Regions from separate parts of the Mus musculus genome. Here regions 1 and 3 are each linked to region 2. A link is a loop called in an ENCODE intact Hi-C map of the cell type or tissue named here. Cell type or tissue: left cerebral cortex. All regions are shown on one strand.

The links. A loop is a pair of places that touch in the nucleus more often than their neighbours do. Peaks named below come from ENCODE experiments on the same cell type or tissue, not always from the same donor. Only the 100,000 strongest peaks of a DNase experiment are listed, where the experiment ranks them.
Region 1: it touches region 2 in a loop (7-fold over the local background); 18 of 42 quality-filtered maps call a loop at or near these places.
Region 3: it touches region 2 in a loop (9-fold over the local background); 24 of 42 quality-filtered maps call a loop at or near these places.

What each region holds. Positions count from the first base shown.
Region 1 is chr4:41,519,174-41,527,173 of GRCm38, forward strand. Fam219a (family with sequence similarity 219, member A) reads right to left here. Exons shown (of 6, transcript NM_001159583.2): 2 at 5,193-5,241; 3 at 2,694-2,796; 4 at 2,439-2,519; 5 at 1,739-1,793; 6 at 1-1,225. The coding sequence ends at 1,067. Gm12404 (a long non-coding RNA gene) reads left to right here and starts at 1,199. Exons shown (of 3, transcript XR_001784270.2): 1 at 1,199-1,321; 2 at 1,439-1,543; 3 at 1,645-1,878. In left cerebral cortex, a CTCF peak has its summit at 3,865 (motif pointing right); DNase peaks (open chromatin) are centred at 1,867 and 3,817.
Region 2 is chr4:41,609,774-41,617,773 of GRCm38, forward strand. It overlaps Dnaic1 (dynein, axonemal, intermediate chain 1), which reads left to right. Exons shown (of 20, transcript NM_175138.4): 10 at 432-516; 11 at 4,457-4,574; 12 at 4,877-4,920. Among named protein-coding and RNA genes, the nearest start is that of Enho, 27 kb to the right of the region's middle. In left cerebral cortex, CTCF peaks have their summits at 625 (motif pointing right), 4,568 (motif pointing left) and 6,640 (motif pointing left); DNase peaks (open chromatin) are centred at 151, 4,560, 6,090 and 6,570; H3K27ac peaks cover 1,384 bases.
Region 3 is chr4:41,549,069-41,557,068 of GRCm38, forward strand. The region is part of intron 1 of Fam219a (family with sequence similarity 219, member A); the gene reads right to left. Among named protein-coding and RNA genes, the nearest start is that of Fam219a, 16 kb to the right of the region's middle. In left cerebral cortex, CTCF peaks have their summits at 3,613 (motif pointing right) and 6,512; a DNase peak (open chromatin) is centred at 3,618; H3K27ac peaks cover 499 bases.

The sequences.
Region 1 (8,000 bases), 91 kb before region 2:
ATAGGCTCAACACACACTCGGGTACAACACACACACACACACACGCACACACATACACACACGCACACGCACACACACAGGCACACACACATGCACACACATGTGCATACCATACCATACCATACCATACCATACCATACCATATCATACAGCCACTTGGCTCACTGTATTTCCTTAAGCTTGCTCTTGAAGAGCCTTTCTGGAAGCCTGGCTCCTGGACTTTGAGCTAGGGTGAAATGGCAATGGGGCACAGGAGGCCAGCCTTATCTCTTGCTTCCAGCCTGGAACCAATAGACAGAAGACTGGGGGTGGCAGGGCGGTGTGGGGATGAGGCAGAGAGACAGATGCACTGGTTAGAGACCGGTGAGAACAGGTCATACCATCCCCAAACCTGGCTTCTCTCTAAGGCCCATCTTACCTTCCCAACCCTCAGAAAGTAAGAAAGCGGGGGAGGGAGACAGTGGAAGGAGTTATCTAATGGAGAGACAGTATCCCTTTGGACAGCGCTGCCAGGCTTCCCATCTGGAGATGAGGGGAAAACACAAATAGGTATATGGGCTGGCACAGGGTTTGGGGAGAGGGGCTCTGAGGTGTGAGAACTGCCCCCATTGCTTGGATCCTTTTCTTCTCAAAACCCCTTTCCTTCCTTTCCAAGCCGGGCTTGGGGGGGATTCATGGCTTCACTGGCTGGGGCCAACCTTCCGGCCCTGTGATCCCTTCACCCAACGCTTACATTTGGCCTCCTGGCCTTCAGTGCTGCCCCCCTGACTGCAGCTATAGGAGAGGTGGCAGGGTGCTTGGGTGTGGTTCCCCCCAAGTAACCGAACAAACAGTGCCCACCCCTCCTCAGCCCCGGGGCTGGAGACAGACCCGGTTTTGGTTTCTCCGGCTCCTTGAACACACAGAGGTACACGTCCTACCATAGGAGGAAGCAATGACTGTTACGAGGTTGGCGGCTCTAAGAGGCGCGGGGCTGGGGACCAGTGGACCAGCAGGGTAGGGGTCTCTCCTGCTGCATCCCACCGGGCCCAGGTCAGCGCCCCGTGCACCGCGGCGACCCCGCCCACTACTGAATGTGGCAGGCGGTGGAGGAAGTGGCCTGACAACACATGCAGGTGGGGTTCACAGACTTGGGGGGGATGAGATCTAGGTCCTCGTCGTCGGGGATCTCGTCTAACCGGTAGCCATCTTTCAGCAGCTGGATGTTCAAATCTTGGTTGATCTGCTGTAGAAAAGGTTCGTGTCAGCTGGAAGGGCATCACCCTGGGCTGGAGCTGCCGCTATCACCCCAAGACCACAGAACAGCCCCATCTCATGCCAGGTCTGAGCCTGGCTCTGGTCTCCCTTCCTCCAGACAAGTTTTCCTAAGGCCCTGCCATATACAGGCCCCTGCCTAGTCCAAGGTCAACTTCTCATCTTTACTCTTGATTCGTTTCAGGGTTTGCCCGATTTCAGGTCAACTCCTGTAAGGTGTCTGCCCGCATTTCACACCTGTTCTATTTTAGAGCCCCTCTTTAATAACCCCGGGCTCGCTGTAATTCAGGTTAGTGATTTCTTCCCAAATTCTCCCAGCCCAGGCCCAGCCTAACGCGGAGCCCCTCCTCCACAGGATTCTGCCCCACGTGCCTTTCTTCTGCCCCTTAGGAACAACACCCCACCCACCCCCGCCCACTGCCTGGCTGCCTGGTAAAGGTAGTCTGGCTCCCGTGGTTTGTGGAGGCAAGGGGTGGAGCCTCACCTCGGCAGAGGAGTAGCCAGAGGAAGAGTATCTGGACATGTCAAAGTCATCGTCGCTGGCCATGAGAAGAGCGAGAGAGAAGAGTGAGTAATTTAGAGAGATTAAACAGAAAACGCTCTGCGTCTTTGCTATACCCGCCCCCTCCCAACAGTATGATTTAAATAACCCGTGCTTAGTATGCAAATATATGTTTGCTAAGGCAGGTTTCCTAGCTCGACCTTTAAATGGTGTGGCTTCTTAAGTTCCTTCTGGAGAGAACTGCTACCACTCTTTCCGCTCGTCCTCAGGCTGTTTTAATTTTTCTCCCCCTAGGTTCAAATCCCCCTGGCTGTTCGGATTTTCCAAAAGTCTATGGCTAGCCAGATGCTACCCTGGCATAGGGTTCTTCCCTGAGAAGGGGACTGGCATCAGGCATTCCATTAGGCTGTCTAGAGATATCAGTCCATCGTGGGGCAGCAGCTGTCTCAGCACACAGCAAACTGTGCTGGCCCCCAGGCCTCTCTCTGAACAATCCTTTAAAACAACCACCACCACCACCACGAAGCCAAAACCCACCCCCTTGGGAGACTTTACCCATGGAGAGTTGGTGGCTGAAGAACACAGCCCTTGTGGCAGTGTGACAGGTGTGGCCTGTTACAAGCCATCCGAGCTCACACAGCATCATGTGGCTTGCCTAGCTGCCCCCAGACCCCATACACACCTGTCTGTGTCAAGAGCTACCAGTGGCTTCTCATCAGGGCTCTGGTCCAGCGAGGAGTAGCCTTTATTAGGGACGACCAGCCTGGGTAAAGAGTGGGGAGTTGGAGTGACAACCGTCAGCCAGAGCATATAAACAGGACATTAGGTCCTCCCCCTCACTGTCATCTCCCCCATTCCCCTGAGGAGGGAGAGGGTGGAGACCAGCAATGGTAGGTGTTGACTGGTGAGGTCCCAGTGGGGCAGAGAGGACCCCTACCTCGTCCGGGCCATGACGTTGTTCTTCTTGGGTTGCTGGTTGACAGGGCTGCCCATGCTGCCGTTCTTCAGGGAACCCTTCCGGGCCAGCTCCCGTTGCTTCTCTGCGGAGAACACGGGAAAGAAGCTGTGTCCTGCCCAGCGGCTGCCAGGCCCTGCTGCTGGGGGCGACCTGATCTGGGCCTTTCCTGCAGACGCGTACTTCTGTAGTGATCCCACGGACCGCCAGGCACCTGACGCTCGGTGGACATGCATAACTGAGGTGGACAGACAGCTGAAAAGAGGAGGCTGACCCTACCCTGTGGGAACCACAGTTACTATGTCAGGCAGCCGGCCTGTGCTTGATGTCAAGGAATGGCTAGAGAGGAAGAGATGAACACAGAAGGCTGGAGCAGTCAGAGAGGCCTTCCCTGAGGAAAGTATGTACAAAAGCAACCCAAGAGGACATAGCTGCGGGCGTGAACGGAACGGAGGGAGATGAGGTAATAAAGAGGTGAACTTGGGAAAGGAGCCATTCATCAGTTAATTATTCACTGAACAAACACTAGAATCGCAATTATGCATCAAGTACTATACCACAGGGATGGAAAGCTTCCAGTAGTTATAAACTCAGAGCATGCACAGAGACCCCCATCTCAAGAAACAAAAGAAAGCAACCAAACCCCTCAGAGTGCAAAGGCCTTGGCCATGGGGCTGAGGCACTTTGGGATTAATGGGGACGGAAAAGGAGCTACTAAGGGTTTCCTTAGCAGGAGGGGCAGAAAGGGGCTGTGGGCAGGATTGGGCAGGAGGCTGAGGAGCCCAGTCTGCAATCTTTCCAGGGGCTCAGAGCCCCTGCACTTGTGGGGCTGGACATCTGCTGACTTACTACGTGGTACGTGCGACTCCGGAGAGCTGCCTGGAAGGAGGCTCAGCCACTCTTTCTTACTAATGTCAAGTAAAGCCATGACGAAGGAGAAAGGCTTGCTCTGTGGCAGAAACATGGTGGCAGGTGTGGGTGTGTGACTTCTTCGTGTAAGGGTGGGAGGAGCCGTCACAGCACCCGTGAGTCACTTGAAAATGATCTCTGATTTCCAAGTCTTTGAAGCGCTGTCTCCTACCCTCTAACCTCTCTGCCTCTATTTTAGTTTTCCAGGCTCTTCAGCAGACAGCAACTGCCATTACCATATCAAGCCTCTAGGGGGTGCACTTTGCCTTACATTTCTTGGTGATTTTCTTTATCTTAAGTGAGACAAGTTGTGAATGTCCATGAGTTTTGGTGGCAATTCTATGGTGAAGGAAATAAAAATGCTATTTTAACAGCATGCTAACTTTGTTTGAAATCATGAAAACAAACGGAGACAATAAGCTGACAAGGCTCAAACTACGGACTACTATGCAACCATTTAAAAGAATGAAGCCATTCTCTGTAGGACATCATCCAGGGGAGGGAGCAAGGCTCACAAAATGTGCACAATGTAATGCCGCTCTTGTGCTCAAGTACAAAATGAAGCTACAAGAACCTGGAATGGTTGCCTGTGGAGAGAGTACAGAACTTGTATGCATTTAAAATACTTTTATTGTTGCATTAAAACAACAATAAACAAAAGTAGCTGTACTTTGAATAGAATGTCCTAGGAAGGCAAGCAAGTCCATCAAAAGAGCTGCTGTTGTGTTTAGAAAATCAACCAGGGGGCTGCCTGGGTGTGCGCTAGAAGGAGAACTGCAAGACCTGTTTTATTTTTTTGAATTCCCTAAAGGCACAGGCTCTGTGGGAAAGAATCCTGATAGCTCGATATGCAGGGGAGCCTGATAAGAGATAAGAGGCTCCATCTTAGCTGAGGAATGAGGTTTTTGGTGGGCAGATAGAGCCTGAGTTCTGAGAAGAACTAAGGACAGTGACGACTGTATCTGACTGTCATATCTGTCTTGTGTGTGGCATGTTATAATTTCTCTTCAGGAAATCAACTCTTTGGTGGGAGTCTGCTATTGTCTTCAGCAGCCTTGGATCTGTGAGATTTTGGTCCATGAAGGGAGAGGGGCGGTGCTCAGCAGCGGGTGGGGTCAGACCTGGAGTCACTGGAGCTCTGGGCAGCTGCGGGGGTCAGGCGATCTCACAGCAGTCAGTGGACATGGGACCCACCCTAAGACAAGGATAATGCAATACTTGGAAAGGAAATGGGTGCTGGGGTTCTAAGGAAGGGACAGCCTCCCTGGACAGAAGTCACCCTGGCCCTGAATCTGTCCCTCACACATAGCAGCAGCTGCCCTATCTTTGGAGGCAGGCTCCTTTTGGCTGGCCCTATCCAGTGCTGTCTTGGGTTCTCTGCGGTGCCTGGGAGTGCGGATGACTTACTTGGAGGTTGGGATCGTCCAGCCTGAGCCACTTCAACTGTAGCACCTTGCTGTCAACCCAATCCAAGAGCACCTTCTTCACTCCCCACATCTCCCTCATCCCCGACACACTCACCCAGCTTCACTTGGAGCGGGGATGGTTTGTAATTCATGGCTACGGACTCACCCTCCCGGGCGTCACAGTCTCGGTCTGAGATAGAGGCTGCGGCTGGATCCTGTGGGGGGGAAGCAGAGAAGACAGGCAAGCATGTGACTCCAGGGGTTGCTCTCAACCCTGAAGCAAACCTTCTCATCTGCCCTCTGGGTTTCTGGGAGCATTTACGCTAGCAGCAGGCCAGCCAGCATTCAGGGAGGGAGAGGACGGGTCTACTATGTGCTGTAGAAGAGAGGAGACGATGTCCTACTCCCGACCAACAAGAATCCCAAGTAAGCTAGGCTGCTCCAGAAAACCTTGCCTGAAACCCACAGGGCTCCCTCTACAAAGGCTGGTACAAGCTGTTTTAGAGAAGAGTCTGTCAAGTTCCTCTGAGCTTGCAGGTGGATCGAGGTCAGAGCAGGTACTCCAGAGAGCCCTTCTTTCTCTGTTTCATCTTTGCAGGGTCTAGACGACCAACTGGCCAATCTAAGCAAGGACTCAAGACTAAAAAGAAGGGGAAAAAAGTCGAGTGAGGACTTCTGAAGTTCTCAGATGAGCTCTAAGCAGTGTCTCCCGATGGATGGGAATGGTGCCTGAGAAGACGGACCTGACAAACCAGCGGACCACGTGGCTTTGTGCTGTCCTGAAAGCAGGACACGTGATGCAGGTGACAGGGAGGACAGGCAGGCTTTCATTCTGCTTGTGCAACCTTTGCACTCTCCCCTGCACTATCTCTCAATAGCCTCCAGCTCTGGGCCAGACCCCGTGCTTCCCAGAGTCCTTAGCTAGCCCTGCTATCTCTCCAAAATGCCCTCGATGTACGAGGGCCCCTGTCTATGCCATCTGTGACAAGCACCTCCTTTTTAATGGGGGGGACAAAAGATTTTATTCAGGTTACACACCACTTGCATCTACATTTGAAACTGGTTTACAATCATTTCTCTATTATATGCAGGCATATGAGTTTAGTTGCAATCCTTTTTCTGACATAAACAAAGATATTTTTAATATTTTTCATAATTGTCAGATTCACAATTATAAAGGGAGCTAAAGATGAGCTTCTCTTAGAATGAAAAACTCTCATTTTCAATGTTTTTATACTCAGGCCAGTAGGTTTGGCTTAGCAGTTGAGTTCTTGCAGAAGACCTAGGTTCGCTTCCTAATACCTACAGGGAGGTCCAGAGCCTTCCGATCCAAAGCCGTCTGATGCCTGTGGCGCCAGGCACACATGTGGTGCGTATGCATGCATACAGGCAAAATGCACATACAAGTAAAAGAAAATTTGAAAAGTTTTTATTCTTCTCAAATTTCATACAGAGTATTTTGATCCTATTCATCCCTACTCCTCCCCTGACTCCTCTCAGGTCCTCCCTTTCCTCCCCACTCCTCAAATTTCTGTCCCTTTTCCTCTCTCTCTCTCTCTTTCTTTTTCTTTCTTTCTTTCTTTTTTAACTTTTTTTTTCTTTAAAAAAATAAAAAAACTAACCCAAGAATTCAGTTTGTGCTAATCTTATACTTCTGGGTATGGTACTGTCCACTGGAGTGGGACCCACCAGTAGGCACACTTTTAAAGAAAACTGACTCTCTCCCCGTCCCAGAAGCTATGGATTACCCATAACCCCTCAGTTAGGGATGCAGGACCATGAGCCCCTCCCCCTTCAAGCTAGAATGTTGACTGACTTGATCAACATAGGGCTTTTGCAGGTAAGCCCAGCTGTGTGAGTTTGTGAGTCCAGAGGACACATTTTGGTCTGGTATTTCCTGACCCAAAGGACTCCAAAGAACCCAAGGACACAGGAATCTTTAGAATCCTATCTTCCTCATGGTCTCCGGGCATTGTGGGGTAGTGATGAAGGGGCTCCATGGTGGCTGGCTGGTCACTGAAACTCATTTTCTGCACTCTGACTGTGAGTTTCTGAGTTAAATACCATGATGACCAGTGCAATAGAGATCCTGCCGTCTTTAGCTGGGGACTTCAGAGTGGCCAATCTAAGGTATGAAGACTGCAGAGGACCCTTGTTCTGTCCTTGAAGATACAGAAAGCAGACAGACAGGCAGATAGAATGCTCCAGGGCTGGCCCGCTGTATCAGGTCCAGGGATCTGTGTAGCTCCTGCTGACCCATTTAAAGTGAAGTAAGGCCTAGAGAAGCGGCTCGGTGACTAAAGCGTTTGCTGTGCAAGCATGAGGACCCCAGAGTTCAAATCACTAGAGCTCAGATCAGCCAGGAACACTGAGTGTCTGTAATCCCCAAGTGTCTCTGGTGTGAGGTGGAGGCAGAAACACAGAACTCTGCAGCAGTTCACAGCCTAGCTAGCTTGGTCTATGCAGTGGTGAACAATAAGAAGCAGTCGGCTGCCAGGACTGACACTGTTCCAAGTTGTCCTCTGACCATCTCTCACAAGTGTGCTCACATGAACGAGGATGTACACACATCATACACACGAAGACAAAACAGAAACGAGGCGGCCGGCATGAGCTGCTTTACCGTTCTGCTTGTTACCATGGTGAGAAGGAAACAGCCAGGAGGTTTAGGAGGGAAATTCTGACCCTGTCTGTTCCTGGGTGGACTGGGCTGCCATAGTGACTTTCAAATTCCTGAGGGAAGAACCTGGGCCTACCACTCTGCCTCTGTCTTCACCCCTTAGCCACGGGTAAGGTGAGAAGGGCACCCTGTGTGGCAGCGGGGTAGATAGCAGTGTCTGCGTCTCAGGTCACTTCCTAATCTTCATCCTCCCGTGCTCTGCACAGCTCCTTGGCAGGCCCCTTTCAAACCACACACTGGAAAAGCCGGCCGTCAGTGGCCTAAACTAAGCCGAGGCCCAAGTGGCCTCTCAGT
Region 2 (8,000 bases):
GGGCTGGAAGATCCCCGAGGCCTTATGTGGGAATCTGTCATTCCCTGATTCCCCTCCCGTTCCCACTGAAAAGCCGCTAACAAGTACTTGAGTGTTCTGCCCTGTCCCTCACCCCCACCCCCAGATTCCTGGACTCTGTTCAATGCCTTTTCTTGAGCTCAGAGAGATGCTTTTTCCCAACCTCCAGATGGAAGAGTGAGAGGCAACTTTATCCATGGACCAGATATGTCTTCTTTGGCCCTTGTGCACCCTTGAGGAAAGGGCTCCTCCTATGTGGTGTGTTTGGTGCCTGGTAGATTTAGCTGTGAGCCATTTCTGAGCCATCTGGGATAGTTAACCACATGGTTCTATTGCTGAGCCAGTTGTGAATCTGGGTTCTGGCTCAGGGCCAGACCTTACCAGGCACTAACGAGGGTTTCTATATTCCATAGAGTGATGATATCACCAAAGTGACCCAAGCTGCTAAAATCGTGGAGCGAATGGTCAACCAAAATACGTATGATGATGTTGCTCAAGGTAAGATTTAAGGGGATAGCAGTTTTCATTATTTTTAAGTGTGTGTGTGCGTGTGCATGCACATACCTTTTTGTCTGAATCTGCCATGCATATGTGCCATGCCCACTCAGGCCAGAAGAGGGCACAGATCTCCTGGGACTGGAGCCTCAGACACCTGTAAGCTGCCTTAGGGGTACTGGGAACCAAACCCACATCCTTTGCAACTGCTCTTAACTGCTGCGCCAACACACCAGTCTGGGAACTAGTAGTTAAAATTCTTCACCAAAGTCTAATGCTTGAGTGTTCCACTATAGTCAGTCCTATAGTAAAGGGGAAATAAAAACAAAACAAAAGCCACCACCTTCCTTCCTGCTGTGACTGTCACTGAAGACCTTGCCAGTCCACAGTGAATGGCGGTGTGTAAACAGCCAGTGCAGTGATCTGATCTGACATGTGGCCAGAATGAGCCTCAGAATAGTAACCCGATGCCACCTTCTCAGCAGTCCTCGGGAGCAGCAGGGCAGAGACGATTGCTCTGCCTTCACATATGAGCAGCAGAGGCCAAAGCTGCCTGGCCAGTGAGAAGCAAAGAGAAGCCAGGATTAGGTCTTGAGCTGGTGCCCGCGTCCCCACCCAGTTGGCTTGGAGATGCTGACACTAGAATTCACAGGAGAGGAACTGCTCAGGGGCCCCCAGAAGAAGAGAAAAATAGCAAGGCCCTGGTGGCCCATACCTTCAGTCCCAGCACTTGGGAGGCAGAGGCAGATGGATCTCTGAGTTTGAGGCCAGCCTGGTTTACAAAGCTAGTTCCAGGACAGTGAGGGTGACACAAAGAATCCTGTCTCAAGAAAAAGAAGGAGGAGGAAGAGAAGAAGGAGGAAGAAGAGGAGGAGTTAGAGAAGGAGGAGGAGGAGGAAGAAGAGGAGGAGGAGGAAGAAGAGGAGGAGGAGGAGGAGGAAGAGGAGGAGTTAGAGGAGGAGGAGGAAGAAGAGGAGGAGTTAGAGGAGGAGGGGGAATAAGAGGAGGAGTTAGAGGAGGAGGAGGAGGAAGAAGAGGAGGAAGAGGAGGATAAGAAGGATAAAAGGCTAAATATGGGATGTGTGGGGAAGGCCTTGAAGGGCTTAGGGAGTACTGGACTAGGTGGCAGGGGATAGGCAGGGTCTGTGGGAGGGTGCAGAGAGAGGGTCTTCTGAGCAGACGGTGACAGGAGCAGACAGTGACTTGGTGGCAAGAATGAGTAGGAATTGACTCTTCAGAGAAAGAAGCAGAGGCTCAAGGATGCGAACAGGAGCTGTTGGGAAATAGTGGGAATTCAGGCTAAAGAGGCAGCTGGGGCCTTCTCCATAGGCAGTTGAGAGGCATTGACACGAGCTAGGTGCTAGGCCGAGCAACGCCCAGTGAGAGTAGAGGGGGGCAGAGTTGAGGAACAGAGGTAAAGGTATGGGGTGGGACAGGCTTCTCTGTGCTGGGCAGACCGTTGCACGAGGGACAGAACAAAGGGAGAGATGTAATCGTGGAAAACCAGGCACCGCAGCTCACTGGGAAGGGCCTGTGTGCCAGGCTCTGTGCTGTACATTTGGACATAGCATTCTCTGTTTTCCACACAGCTCTACTCTGACATGAATAACATTATCATCCCCATTTTACAGATGAGAAACCCAACCTAATTATATTGCTACTTGAACAAAATCACAGCCAGTGGTAGGTACGAGGGGTGGGGCCTGGAACTCAGGCTCCTTGGTAGATCTGTTGATAAGCACTTCACCTCCAGCCTACAGAGCCGCTGGGCTGGAGGAGGCCTCTCAAAGGAACACACGCAGTAGATCTGTCCTAGCGATCAGTTAGCAAGGAGGTGAAGATAGAAACAGATTCAGAATGCTTCAATGCCAGGGGCCTGGGAATTCTGGCGTCTCTGACAGTGCCAAGGAAACGGAGCCCTTCCCATGGTGTGAGCAGCCGATGCCCAAGTGGCTTGTACTTCCCTAAGAGGCTGTGCATTTATGTGGAGCAGCTGCCTCCCAGGAGTTGGCAATGCCATGTTGCTGGCTGGGCTCCTTTGCTGACAGCCTCAGGCCCTTCTTGGTGACTTGATGCTCATTGCACACTCATGGGACACAAAAACTAAGGCTGCCAAGACCAGCAGCCTAAACAAGCCCCCTCGTTATCATTCAGGCTGGAGAACGACCTTGAGTGCTTTTCAAAGCTGTCAAAGTGCACAGCGGCCGTGAAAGGATCTGTCACTCACACGACTCCCCTTCCTGAGACCCAGCCTCTGCAAGTGGCCCACCACAGGGCTGCAAACCTGATTAATATCCATGGAGAAATTGGCCTTGTGAACAGCTTTCATTTATAAGAACACAGTCACATAAAAATGCATTGAACTTTGATTCTTTTCATTGCACCATGTTTTCCCTTTGGGAAAGTGTAATCATGAAAAAAGAAATAAAAATAGAGAAGTGTTACCAATTAATCCCCACACTGAAATGAGGGATTTTCAAAGTTCACTCGAGCTTAGGAATCTTGATGTGATCAAGGCTCACACTTTCCTGACCACTCATTTTTAAATTTTTTATTTATTTATTTATGGTTCCAAGACAGTTTTGAGGTTTGATTTTACATCAGGGTATGGGGCACTGTGGGAGGGATCAGGCAATGATTGGGCCTGTCCCAGACTGTGTAGAATTAGAGAGTCTCTTCTAGTTGGCCATCCTACCTGAAAGAAGACAGAACCATTTCCCGAATGCTGTTTTATTTCCTTGAATTCTTTGAAAGAACTTTGTCTCTGCTCTGTGGCTGTTCCTGTCCCATGCATTGGAGACAGAGGGATGGATATGACGTATGTCCTGCTCTCTAGGACATGTGTGACATGGAAATCAGGCAAAGGAATGACATGTCTCAGTAGAGGAGAGAGAGGACTGGAAGAGACAAAGAAATTAAGTCTTCTCAAAAAAGCCATATTCAGGTGGCTGATACAGGAGGATTGCCGTGAGCTCCAGGCCAGCCTGAGCTATGTAGTAAAAAAACCAAAAGTGTACTAGCACATACCTGTAGCACTAGGTACGTACTTAGAAGGCTGAGGCTGGAGGATCACTTGAGCCCAGATGTTCCCGTCCAGTTTGGGTGATAAAGTGATGTTAGGTTACAGGCCCTCTGGCTACCGGGCACAAATTCATCTCTCCCCCTCCCCCTCCCTTCCCCCCTCCCCTTCCTCCTCCCCCTTCCCCTGAAGTGTGGACTGACAAAGAGTTATGGGAGGACGCAGGGAGACCAGCTGAAGAATATGATAGTCAGGTGATGGACTTGGGGATCTTGACCTAGGTAGGTAGTAGCTATGGGTTTAAAAAAAAAAGATTAAAAAAGACAGGAGGAAAATATAAGACAAGGTAGAAAGAGGTCAGCCAAGGATTCCCCAGCTCCACAGTTTAGGTGAATGGGAAGGAGCTGCTTCTGGCAGCCTAGCAGTGATGGAAGGCAGACACAGCTTCACAGATGAAGCGGAGCTTTGGGAACCCATGGAGGTGTGTCCAGGTGCCCATTGCAGTGAGGCTTGACAGTGAGTATAAACTCAGACGGTATTTTAGGGATCTAGGATGCAGAATGAATAGAACTATTAATCAGCCTCTGGCAGCTGAACCCTTGAAATCTGGTTGCTCTGATCTGAAGCACTGAGGAGGCTCACAAGGATGAGGGATGCAGCCTGGGATTCTGTGCACGCACATAGGGATGCTTTACTGTAGGCCCTGCCCCACCAGCTAATATACAGAGAGAATTATGTGCTTGGCATTTTTCTAGATACTTTGCATGTATTAAACTCAACCTGTAGTCTCACAGTGGTCCTCTGAGATAGGTACTGCTGTTATCCCCAGCCCCAAACACAAAGAGGTTCATTGTATTTCCCAAAGAGGTATCGATTTGCTACAAAGTGGCAGTCCCTGGCTGACTGTGTCTATTTGCGTTGAAGATTTTAAGTACTATGAGGATACTGCTGATGAATACAGGGACCAGGAGGGTACGCTGCTGCCTCTCTGGAAGTTTCAAAATGACAAAGCCAAGCGCCTGGCAGTCACCGCCCTCTGCTGGTGAGTACAGATATTGCAGCAAAACTAGTGCCCCAGAGCACCCGCTGCGTGCCAAATCTTGAGCCACAAGACTCTTCTTCCACTTTACATCTTGAGTGTGACATGGGACACAGTAGGGGGAAATAGGACCTGGATCCTTTTTGGGTTGCAGGATCATCTAATGTCTACCATGGTAGGAGTCTAAGCTAGACAGTGGATGTCTGCAAAGCAGTTAGTCACCAGTGCCCATGGGAAAGAAAGCTCATGACCATGGGAAGGCCATGTCTGTTTCCAGTGTCGACGAGTTCACATTTCTTTTGCAGGAATCCAAAGTACAAGGATCTTTTTGCAGTGGGACACGGCTCCTGTAAGTGATCTTCCCATTCATTTGTTTGCTCATGCAAATATCAGACACTAAGTTCCTAGTCTGGTCAGAGCTTTGAGCCAGGTGTGAGAAATCCAGAGAGAAGCAGGATGTAGTCACTGGCCCTCGGAGAGCACTCACAGTCTAATGCTGTGCTTCTCAACCTTCCTGATGCTATGATCCCTCATTACGGGTCCTCATGTGTGGCGACCGCCAGCCATAAAATTATTTCTGTTTCTAAGTTATAACTGTAATTTTGCTACTGTTACAAATTGTAATATAAATGTTGTATTTACCAATGCTCTTAGGTGACCCCTGTAAAAGGGTCATTGGACACTCAGAAGGGGTCACGACCCACAGGTTGAGAACCACTGGTCTAATGGGAAGACCCCACTTTCATATGGGGAATTAATGCCGGTTAAAAGAGTACAACTGAATATGCTAACTGACCCTCAAAGAACGAAGGGGCAAGCTTTGCAGCAGAGGGGCCAGCATAGGCCAAGTCTGTAGGCAGGAATGATATGGCTGGGTCATCCCTCAGAGGACATGGTAAGCCATTTCAAGAAGGAAACAACTGAAGGAATTCTGGAAGGGCAGGGATATGTCTCATACAGGAAGGGATTGCAGGCCTGAGGCTAGAGACTGGGGGACCTGGTGCAGGTGTGCTAAGGAAAGATGGAGAGTGGGATGGAGGCCCTCTCTCTGCTTCCTTGCCTGGCCTTCCTGACCAGGTCTGAGGCAGGGTAAGGGTGAGGAAAGGTGAGTGTTTGAAGTTTATCCTTCTGTCACTGAGCCACTGGAGATCACAGTTACCTGTGTTCCTGGCCCGGCTGGGGTATGCTGGAAGTAGGAGGCAGCGCGGGCTGTTGACTGTATATGCAACTTGCTGTTCCTTCCTGCTATTTGGGCCAAGCAGGAACACCCACCACTGCGCTGGACTGTCCCTGTTCCTAATGGGAAGGGCCCTACATAGCGAGCCAGGCACAGCTCCCTAATGCTAACAGCTTGTTCTCTGGCTGGGAGGATTCACGTCTGTGAACAGGAAAACCCTTCCGTTCTTCAAGCTGCTGCTGGCTGGCAGGCTCGCAAGCTCCTGGTCACTGCCTCTTAGATGGCTCATCAGTTCTTTGACCAGGGTAGGGCTCCAGGGGGAGGGGGTCTGGAGGAGTTGGTGTTTGTCATTCCTCTCAGGGAGGAGCCCTTGGAGCTGCTCCCAGTTCTGTGGTCTGAGCCGCCTTTGAGGATGCCCTAAATGCCTGCTTTGTGTCCCTACTCCTGAAGGTGGGCTGCTGCCAAATGGGAGCACCCTCCCCCTCTGGCAGGGAATTAGAACACCCCCCCCCCATGCACACTGCAGCTACTGGGCCTGGAACAGAGCCTGAAAGTTGGGTAGGCCTTCCCAGGAGTGGGTGTGGACCCCCATGTGAGGCCCAGGCTCTCTGCTTGAGGCTGAGGTGAGAGTGTAGGAGCCTCTGCAGGCGGGAGGAGACACTCTGGAACATCGCAGCCCATCTTCTAGGCAGGGTTAGAAGCAACGTCCTCTGGAGGCCATCCATGGGAAGTATCCTTAGTCAGAGAAAGGTAATGCCTTCCATGAAGAATGCCTCAACTTGGCAGGCTCCAGCCTCCTCTGGGCAAGTACTCATCCAGGAAAGGTTTCTTTGTCCCTCCTTGGTCTTTGGAGGCACAGCCCCAGTGGTACCCACAGGCAGCTAGAGAGCTCCCTCTGGAGGATCACTTCTCTGTGCCCTTGTCTCCTCATTAGTGACATGGCAAGACTGACAACCAGCCAGGCCTCCATCTCAGGAGGCCTGCATGAGAAGAGCCCTGTGTGCTGCAGGAACGTTTACACACTCAGGCCAGTCATTGCCACCTTCTTGTTCTGTCTCCTAACTTCCCTGCAGGTCCCTCAGAGGGCCTGAGCAAAACCGGGTGTGGGGGGGGGGGTCTCCACAGAAGCCAGGCTGGGGCAGGGTTCTATGCTGGTGTCACCAGCTCAGTTCAGCCAACTTTCAGGTGACTATTGATTACAGTACCTGCTTCAGGCCTAAGCAGGGCCAGCCGAGGCATTGGCTTCTGAGGTCACCTGGGATGTCCTATGTTCTTAGACGAGTGCTCCATGGAAGAAGTGCAAGCTGGGGCAGCACCCTGGCTGTAGACAGGTCACTGGGAGGAACAGCCAGTCTCGCCAGCCTCCATTACAGTCTCTGGAAGTTCCCAAATAGAAACCCACAGGGAGAAACAAAATTGCCTGAATTGAAACACTGAATGAGAACTCAGCTTCACTGCTGAGTTTGATCCCAGGAGGCACAGGCCAGGCCTCTTCAGCTTTCTTTCCCCTGAATTTCTTAGGTTTTTATTCTGAGACTCAGCCACAGAAAAATTAGGCAGTGTCTCAGTTAGGGTTACTATTGCTGTCAGAAACCAGAACCAAAGCAGCTTGGGGAGGGAAGGGTTTGTCTGGCTTATGCTTCCACATCACAGTTCATCACTGAAGGAAGTCAGGACAGGAACTCAAGCAGGGCAGGAACCCAAAGGCAGGAGCTGATGCAGAGGCCATGGAGGGGCGCTGCTTACTGGCTTTCTCATCATGGCTTGCTCAGCCTGCTTTCTTATGGAATCCAGGACCACCAGCCCAGGGATGACACCACTTACACTGGGCTTAGCCCTCCCACATCAATCACTAATTAAGGAAATGCCCTACAGGTCTGCCTACAGCCTGATCTTATGGAGACATTTTCTAAATTGAGATTCTCTCCTCTCAGATGACTTTAGCTTATGTCACATTGACATAAAACTCTCCAGCACAGGAAGGATAGGGATATATATTTGGGACATGTCACATCCTTCAGACACAGTTTCCTGGCTTTAGATACAGAGCAAAAACAGAAAAGGAAGCTGGTGGTGGTGCGCACCGTTAATGCCAGAACTTGGGAAGACAGAAGCAGGCAGATCTCTGTGAGTTTAAGGCCAGCCTAGTCTACAGAGAAAGTTCCAGGATAGCCAGGGCTAGACAGAGAAACCCAATCTCAATTCTTCCTTCCCCTCCCCCCAAAAAAGAAGAGAAAAGGAAGGATAACCAA
Region 3 (8,000 bases), 61 kb before region 2:
ATCTTTACTTGGAGTCACAGGATTGAAATCAAGCCTCCAGGCTTGCAAGGCTTGGAACTTTCTCATCCACATTCATTACTCTTAAAACTGTTCTGAGAATCAAATTACTCATTACATTACCCCTTTGCCCAGGACCCTTCAGTGGCTTCCACCATGTACAAATGCACTGACCTGACATTCAAAAGTTGAACAATGCGGTCCCAATTTGCCCATCAAGCTGTTTCCCCAATTGCTTATCTTTCTAAATCCTTTGTTCTCTCTGCCCCAGCTGTCACCCCTCTGTGTGGGTGACTTCCGATGACTATTTCTAGTTTGACTAAATTATTTTAAGCCATTAGAAAATGTGTATTGGCTTCCTTAACTTAAAAAAGTGACACATGCTCCCTGGGGAAACAAACGACACAGGAGATGAAGCAGACAGCCACTCTTCCTCCCCAGGCCTTTACACTTTTATTTTCTACGGATAGATGTTTTGACTGAGTGTATTTCTGGGCACAGCATACATGCCTGCCTGCCCTCAGAGACCAAAAGAGGTTGTAGGATCCCCTGGAATTGGAGTTACAGCCAGTTGTGAGTTGCCATGTGAGTACTAGGAATTGAACCTGGGTCCTCTGGAAGAGCAGTCGGTTCTTAACTGTTGAGTCAGCCATCTCTCCAACCCTCTTTAGGTTGTTTTTAAGAAGTGGCCTTTCAAGATTCCCAATCTCTCTTATTTTCCTATTAAACTGTTATCCCATAGTAAGCAGATGAGAAGCATGTGTGTAGACATAAGAGCATAATACAAGTCTGAAAAGATTACACTCAGAAAAATATACGCACTTATGTTTGTATTGCAACTTATGTTTTCTAAGCTTTTCCCTTATTTTCTCATTTAATCTCTGACAATCATAAGACACAGAAGTAGCATCTATTATTTATTCCAATTTTGCAGAGAAAAAATAAGGCTGAGAAGCTCCCATGTAGGCTATGAGCCAAGACTAGTTAACAAGTTTCCTGGGCCCTTTCCTACTTTGCCACATGAAAAGGCTGTTCTGAGAACATGAACAGGAGGGAGAACACCCAAACATGTGTGACCATGGGTGTAACAAGCTGGGGGGGTGACAACAGAATCTCCTCCTCACTTCTCTTTGCTGGTGAAGGTGAGGCTGTGGGAGCCCTGCCAACAGGGACTTAAGAGGCAGGGATATTTCTGTTTAATGATGAGCCTTTTATTTCCAAAGAAATGCCTAGTCTCCTCACAGCCAGAGAGTGCTGAAGAATTAGAGAAGGAAGGGAGATGTGAGGTGAAAGCTGAGGGCGCCCGGCCAGGGGAGCAGCCGATATGTGAGGTGACATTTCCATCCTCCGTGCATCTAACCAACGTGTCCACACAATACCTGATTCCAAACATATGTGGGTGAGGAAACAAAACCTCTATTGCCTGTGTAGGTATATGCTAAAGGAAAGAGTATATATACTTTTTTGCATTTGTTACACAATTAGAAAAAGGAATAAGGGCTGGTGAGATGGCTCAGCGGGTAAGAGCACTGACAGCTCTTCCAAAGGTGCTGAGTTCAAATCCCAGCAACCACATGGTGGCTCACAACCACCCATAATGATATCTGACACCCTCTTCAGGTGCGTCTGAAGACAGCTACAGTGTACTTGTGTATAATAATAAAATCTTAAAAAAAGAACTGACTAAAAAAAGAAAAAGGGATAATAAAATATAAGGTAAGTTGATTTATCATAACAGATTCCAGGCAAAGGTGAAAAATGAAGAAAGTGCAGGTTCTCATGTGATTAGAACTGCTGCTGCTTTCTACTGCCAGACTTTAAAATGTATGCTTACAGATACAGCTTCAAACTCAGACTACCCACACTTCATATGCATCTTATGATGGCAACTTTTATGTTACATGCTCTTTATGGCAGGGGAAATAGATTATAAGCATCTTTTCATCTAAAAGCCATTAACTATTACTATGTGTGATGTGTGTGGACACACATGACCCAGTACATGGGCGGCGGCCAGAGGATGACCCTGTAGAACTGGTTCTTCGCTTTCATCTTCGTTGTGGGGTCAAACTACAGTCACCAGGGTCCTGAAGCCCAAGCCTTTACCTGCTGAATCAGCTCATCTAGCTGCTGATTTAAAAAACGAAAACCAAAAAACTAACAGAGTCCCATGGATCTCAGGCTAGTATTGAAGTCATTATGTCGCTAAGGCTGGCCCCAAACTCCTGATCTTCCTGCCTTGGCCTTCCAAATGCTAGAACTATATGTATGAGCTACCAAGTATACCCCACCTTCTCCTTATAAAAGACTTCCTATATATGCTGTGGGAAGAATGTCCCATGATTTACTTAATCAGTCTCCACTACTGAAGGCTTCGGCACTTTGGTTTTTTGTTTTTATTTTGTTCTTTATTTTGGTTTGGTTTGGTTTGGTTTTTGTAGTGGTGGTGGTAATGGGGCTTGAAACAGTTTCTCTGTGTATTCTTGGCAGCCCTGGAACTCAATATGTAGACCAGACTGGCCTCAAAGTCACAGAAATTCTCCTGTCTCTGTATCCTGAGTGCTAGGATTAAAGGCATATACCATCATACTTAGCTTCTTTGCTTTTTAAAATTTCTTTTCACTATGATAATATTGCAGCTATTATAATGTTTATTGCAACTACTTTAACGATACATTATACAATTATATACATATTTACATATACATATATTATACAATTATATATATATTTGTGTTCACTTTTTAAGGCAGTAGCTCAGCACATATTCCACTCTGGCCTTGAACTTGTGATCCTAATGACTAATAAAAGAATATGTTTGCCTCTTTTTCTAGTTTAATCAAATTTCTAACAACAGGACCAGTGCTCCACCGTCAGCTGTCTGTCCTCACCAACTTGGCTTCAGAGGTGCTCTGGTTTTGAAGTCAGGAAGAACAGCTGTCCTAAAACTTTTGAAGTTATTTTCCAAATACTTAATTCCTTTTATGGGTGCAAGGCTGCTGTTAGAATGAGAGGGAGTAATGCATGTAAAATATTTACACCATGGTCAGCGAATAGAAGCTGGGGTTATCTTTACACCACTCAGTTCCCATTTGCACACTCCCCTCTAGTCTAAAGTATTTGTCAGCCCCGGTTTCCCTGCCACCAGAGAAGCCATAGCATGCCGAATAACTCGAGCTTTACTGTAATCAAGATCAAGAGGTATTCCCCCCCCCCCCCACTAGGTCTGTGCTTCCCAGCAATGCCTTAAAGCTAATTTCCAGAGTGCAGTTTTTAGTGAGTAAATCACAGAGACAAACACCCTGATCTCCCTCTCAGTTATCTTTATTAGGATCTTAATCAGCACATGCTTACTCCCCGGGACACTGCAGAACAGGTCATTCAAACAGCTGGTCCTTCTTGTCTCTAAACAAGATGCTCTATTACAGCCTGGAGGTGGCAAAGGGTCCATGGAAAACATATGGGGCAGCAGGCCCTGAAAATGCATGACCTTAGAACAGCAGCAGCCCAGGTTGAAATCCATCGCCATGTCCTTCCACAGCTGGGCTCCACAGCTGGCTCTGCCAAGTACTCATTTACACAGCTGAAATTAACCAGAAGCCGGTGGCAACTCTGGGACATGCCAAGAGGGGGCAGTGTGGTACTACAGTTAAGAGACCGGGTTCTAAGGCAGCACACCTGGGTTTGATATGGCTCTGGCACTTAGCTGGGTGACCTTAGGTCTCGCCACCCTCTCTGTAGATTAAGCAGATACCCCCTTCACAGAGTCGAAAAGGTTAAGTGGAATGCTGCACATCTGGGAAATGTTCACTAGCAGCAGGGCGCATGTTAACTATGACAGAATGGCATGGGTTTCTAAGTAAAGGAGTTAAGGAATTGAATTTTGTATTCATTCATTCATGTATGCATTCATTCATTCAACGGGTAGTCAGTGAAAGTCTACTACATGACAGGTACTTATGGTCTCTGTCTTCATGGAACTTAGACTTCATAAGGCCTGATGGCAATAGAACAATAATCCATACATTTCTCAATCACATCTGGGAGAAGCACAGGAAGAGAAGACCCCGAGCAAGCTTAGAAGACGAGTTGGAGTTAACCCAAACAAGGCAGAAAGTACAGAACAAAGCATTCCAAGAGAAAAGTCTGTGCAAAAGCCCTGCAGCCAAGGGAAGCAGAACCCGGGAAGCCGGGCAAGGCGGGACGCGGCCAGAGGCGGGAGCAGCGGGGCTTGGGGTGAGCTGGGTGGGAAGGCTGCAGGCGGACTATCTGAGGCCTTGCAGGTTGGCAGAAGGATTTGAGTGTTTTTCTTTTTCTTTCTCTTCAGACAGGATTTCATGCATCCCAGGCCGCCCTTAGACTGATTTACTATGCATCTGCAGATGCTCTTGACATCTGGCTCCCCCTCCCTCTCTCTCCAAGTGCTGGGATTACAGGTGCTTTCTTCCATACCCTGCTCAGGATTGCATCTTTACAGGCAGGAGTAGTTGTTGGAGTGTAAGGGATAAGGGACTCCCGTTACTTAGCAACACGATTTCCTCCACGTCTCTACTTTTTAGGAAGTTTAGATAGGGTTTTGCTATGTGTCCAGGTTCACCTTGACCCTCTCATTGTGCAGCCTGGGCTGACGCGGGCTGCAGCCTCATGAGCAGTGGGGATTATTACAAGTGTGCACGGCCACATCTGGTTTCTGTTGACTGTTTTATTATTTTGTGACAGAAGGTCTCACTGCATGGATTAGGCTGGTCTCAAATTCACAATCCTACTTCAGCCTCCCAAGTGTTGGGGTCACAGATGTGTATTACCATACAGCACTGATAATCTCTCTTCATGGGATGAAAGAGATTGGGTTTCACATAATTCTTGCTGGGGCCATCCAGGAGAGGGGAGCAAGACAGAACTTTGTGGCAGCTCCTTTCTTGGAGCAGAATGTGGCCCTTCAGGTTCTCACTGTTCAAGGAAGAGTCAGGCGTAAGGAGGAGCCAGGGTGGGCGACCACGTTTCCTCTTATCAGAAATCCTGCAGAGTTGACCCTGTGAATTTGTGATTTCTGTATATGCTGATTCAACCAAACTTCTGTTGAAAATATTAGACAGAAAATGTCTGGACTAAACATGTATGGACTTTTTCTCATTATTCCTTAAGCAGTATAGTATAATAACCATAAATACCCAGCATGGTGGCACATGCCTTTAATCCCATCACTTAGGCAGAAGCAGGCAGATCTCTATGAGTTTCAGGTTAGCAGGTTTACACAGTAAGATATTGTCTCAAAATCAAGCCAAATCAAGACAACCAAACAAAATATCAGTTTACATGGTTTGTACATTGCATTCCTCGTGGCAAGGATTTCAAGTGCAAAGAAGTGTGTGTGCCCTGTATGCCACTCTGAGTTTCTTTCCGTTTTTGTTTTTCTTTGAGATAGGGTCTGCTTATGTCGTCCAGGCCAACACAGAACCCATGTACTCAAGCAATCCTCTTGCCTCAGCCTCCAGATTGTGGAGACTCCAGGAACGTGCCACCATGCTTGGCTATCAAATAAGTAAGGAGCTTCAATAATCATGGGTTTTGGTGCTGGCAGAGGATGGGGCCATTGGTCCTACAGCCAGTTACCCACAGTTGTTGGGAAGCCATTGCTCTGAGCAATGGACACCAACACATAGTCCCTGCTGTTTCCTGCCGCTTATAGCTAGTCCCTGGCCAGCCTGCACCTCTCAGGCTTCCTGCGACATCCGAAGCCCCACTGTGACCAGAAGACTAAGCTGGGTGGTAGGCAGGGTCGGGGTCTGGGTGGATTCTAGTCTGTAAGCAGCAGCTCCAACTCTGGGCTTCCTGGTCACTTGGCCCACAGAGAAACTGAGGTGTGCATTTTATTTGTCTGGGGCACAGTACACAGAGCACAAGATCCACAGTCTCTCCTCTGAACATAAGAACCACACAGAAGTGGTGATCAGGGGCGGCGCAGGAATGCCAAAGTTCCAGAAGATGGTACCATCTGCTCCCCAGGGCAGTTAAACTTGGTAGGAGAGAGAAAAGGACACGCCTGCTCGAGTTGCCCTTCCCATGCCCCCCTCAACCTCTCCCAGTCAGTAAACAGGAAGCCAGGCTTGGGCACCCGCCAGACCCCGGGCTCCACAGGAAGAGGAGGAAACAAGTGTGGAAGACTATCCTCAGAACAGAAGTGGGCTCCTGAGAAATCCCTGGGCAGGGGAAGAACTTTCTCAGAGCTGTAGCTGCTTGCACACTTCAGCATGGCCTGTGGGTCAGGCATGGCCCCAGCAGGCTTCACAGAGACGCCTCAGCGAGAAGAGAACCAAGTCACGAGCCTTCCCTCAGAGAAGCCCGGGTCACCCAGGAAGCAGAATGGGGTCCACGAGGTCTCAAGGCCTGTTAGAGTCCTCGTGGGTTGATGCAGAGGAAATGACACCATTCTGTCATAAGGATGGTGTGGGGAAATAGCTGCCAAGGAGAGAGGGCCTGCCACCAGAGGGACTGAAAGGGACCAGGAAACTCCTAATGAAATAATGGACCGAGGTAATGAGCATCGGGGGCTGCTGAGAACATTAGGTAAATGTTGAGGAGCCTCTGTAATGGGCTGTAATCAGGCTAACTATCCCATCAATCAGTCTCAACACCACAAAAAGTAGGCCAACTGTATGTTGAGGGTGATGTATTCAGTCGCACCTCAGAGGGGAGCGGGTTCGTACACAGCACATCCACTAAGCAGTCTTCACAAGAAGAAACATCTCTCTACTCTCTCCTACAAAAGGTCTCCTAGGAACCATTGATAGGAAAAGGAAATCACTCACTCCTTCGCCATCACTAATCCTGGGCCAGAAATGGTAGTGATTTGCAGTTCATCTGCATGTGCACATTCTCATTCATTTTACAAGTAGCCTGAAAGAGGCCAGAGGTTGGCCAAAGGTCATAGTGAAGACATAGCTAGGATCCACCCATTCAACTTCCTAGCTTTATAGGGCATTTCTCCTGCTCCAAGGTTAGTACTCCTCACTAGCTCCTTAGGGTCTCTCCATAATTAGAGATACTTAAACCAGTTCCTCCCAAGAAAGTGTCCTGCGGCTGCCTTTGTTGTATCTCAGACCCTCCAATGTGCTTGATTCCATCTGAAGTTGATGGAAGGTTGGTAAGAGGCCCAATCTTGTACTCAGGTTTCTGACTCTCACTCATCACCCTGCCATCACATAATTATTCCTCCTCTTCCTCTTCCTCTTCCTCTTCCTCCTCCTCCTCCTCCTCCTCCTCCTCCTCCTCCTCTTCCTCCTCCTCCCTAAACCACTAGCCACACACCATGACCCCTGCTTAGCCTTTCTGAAACTAAGCCAGGCCTGGGAGCAGAAAGGCAGCAGAGAGCAGAGAAGGTCTTCTGGAAGCTTGTATCCTCAGAGGACTGGTCTGAGGGTCCTCCTTCAGCAGAGGCTCCCCTCACCAACTCTGCGATTTGCATGCCAGCAGCTGCTGCCTTTCCCACCGGGAGGCAGGCTGCCCCAGACAGAGTCCCTGTCACACTTAGCTTCTGTGCTAAGAACATGAACCTGGCATGCTCAAAGGATGGTACTCTTCCTTCCCTCCTCCCTCCCAGACCTTGGGGACTCTCCCCATCCCTAGCAGGATGCATGCAAGCCACACAGTGCTGGGGGACTCATCCACAGAGTCTGTCTTTGCTTATTAAATATTAAATATCACTATACTATTAATAGCTCTGGCAGGCAGTCCCACAACAGAGCAGCCAGCGTGGTTAAAGGTTTCGCCACCAACGGGAGCAGGGCTACACTGGCCCTCCTGTGTGCTGACTTCTGAAAACTTACAGGGTGCTGTGAAGGGGGAAATGGAGAAAGGCTAGTTTGGAAGGGACTCAGTGGGGAGCAAGAAGCAGTTACTGGCTGTCAGAGAACCCCAGGGCTTCTCATCCCATGGTTTCTCACAGGCACCCTCCCTGACGCCCCACCCTACGCTCTCATCCATACCAGCATTTCCTGGGTTTC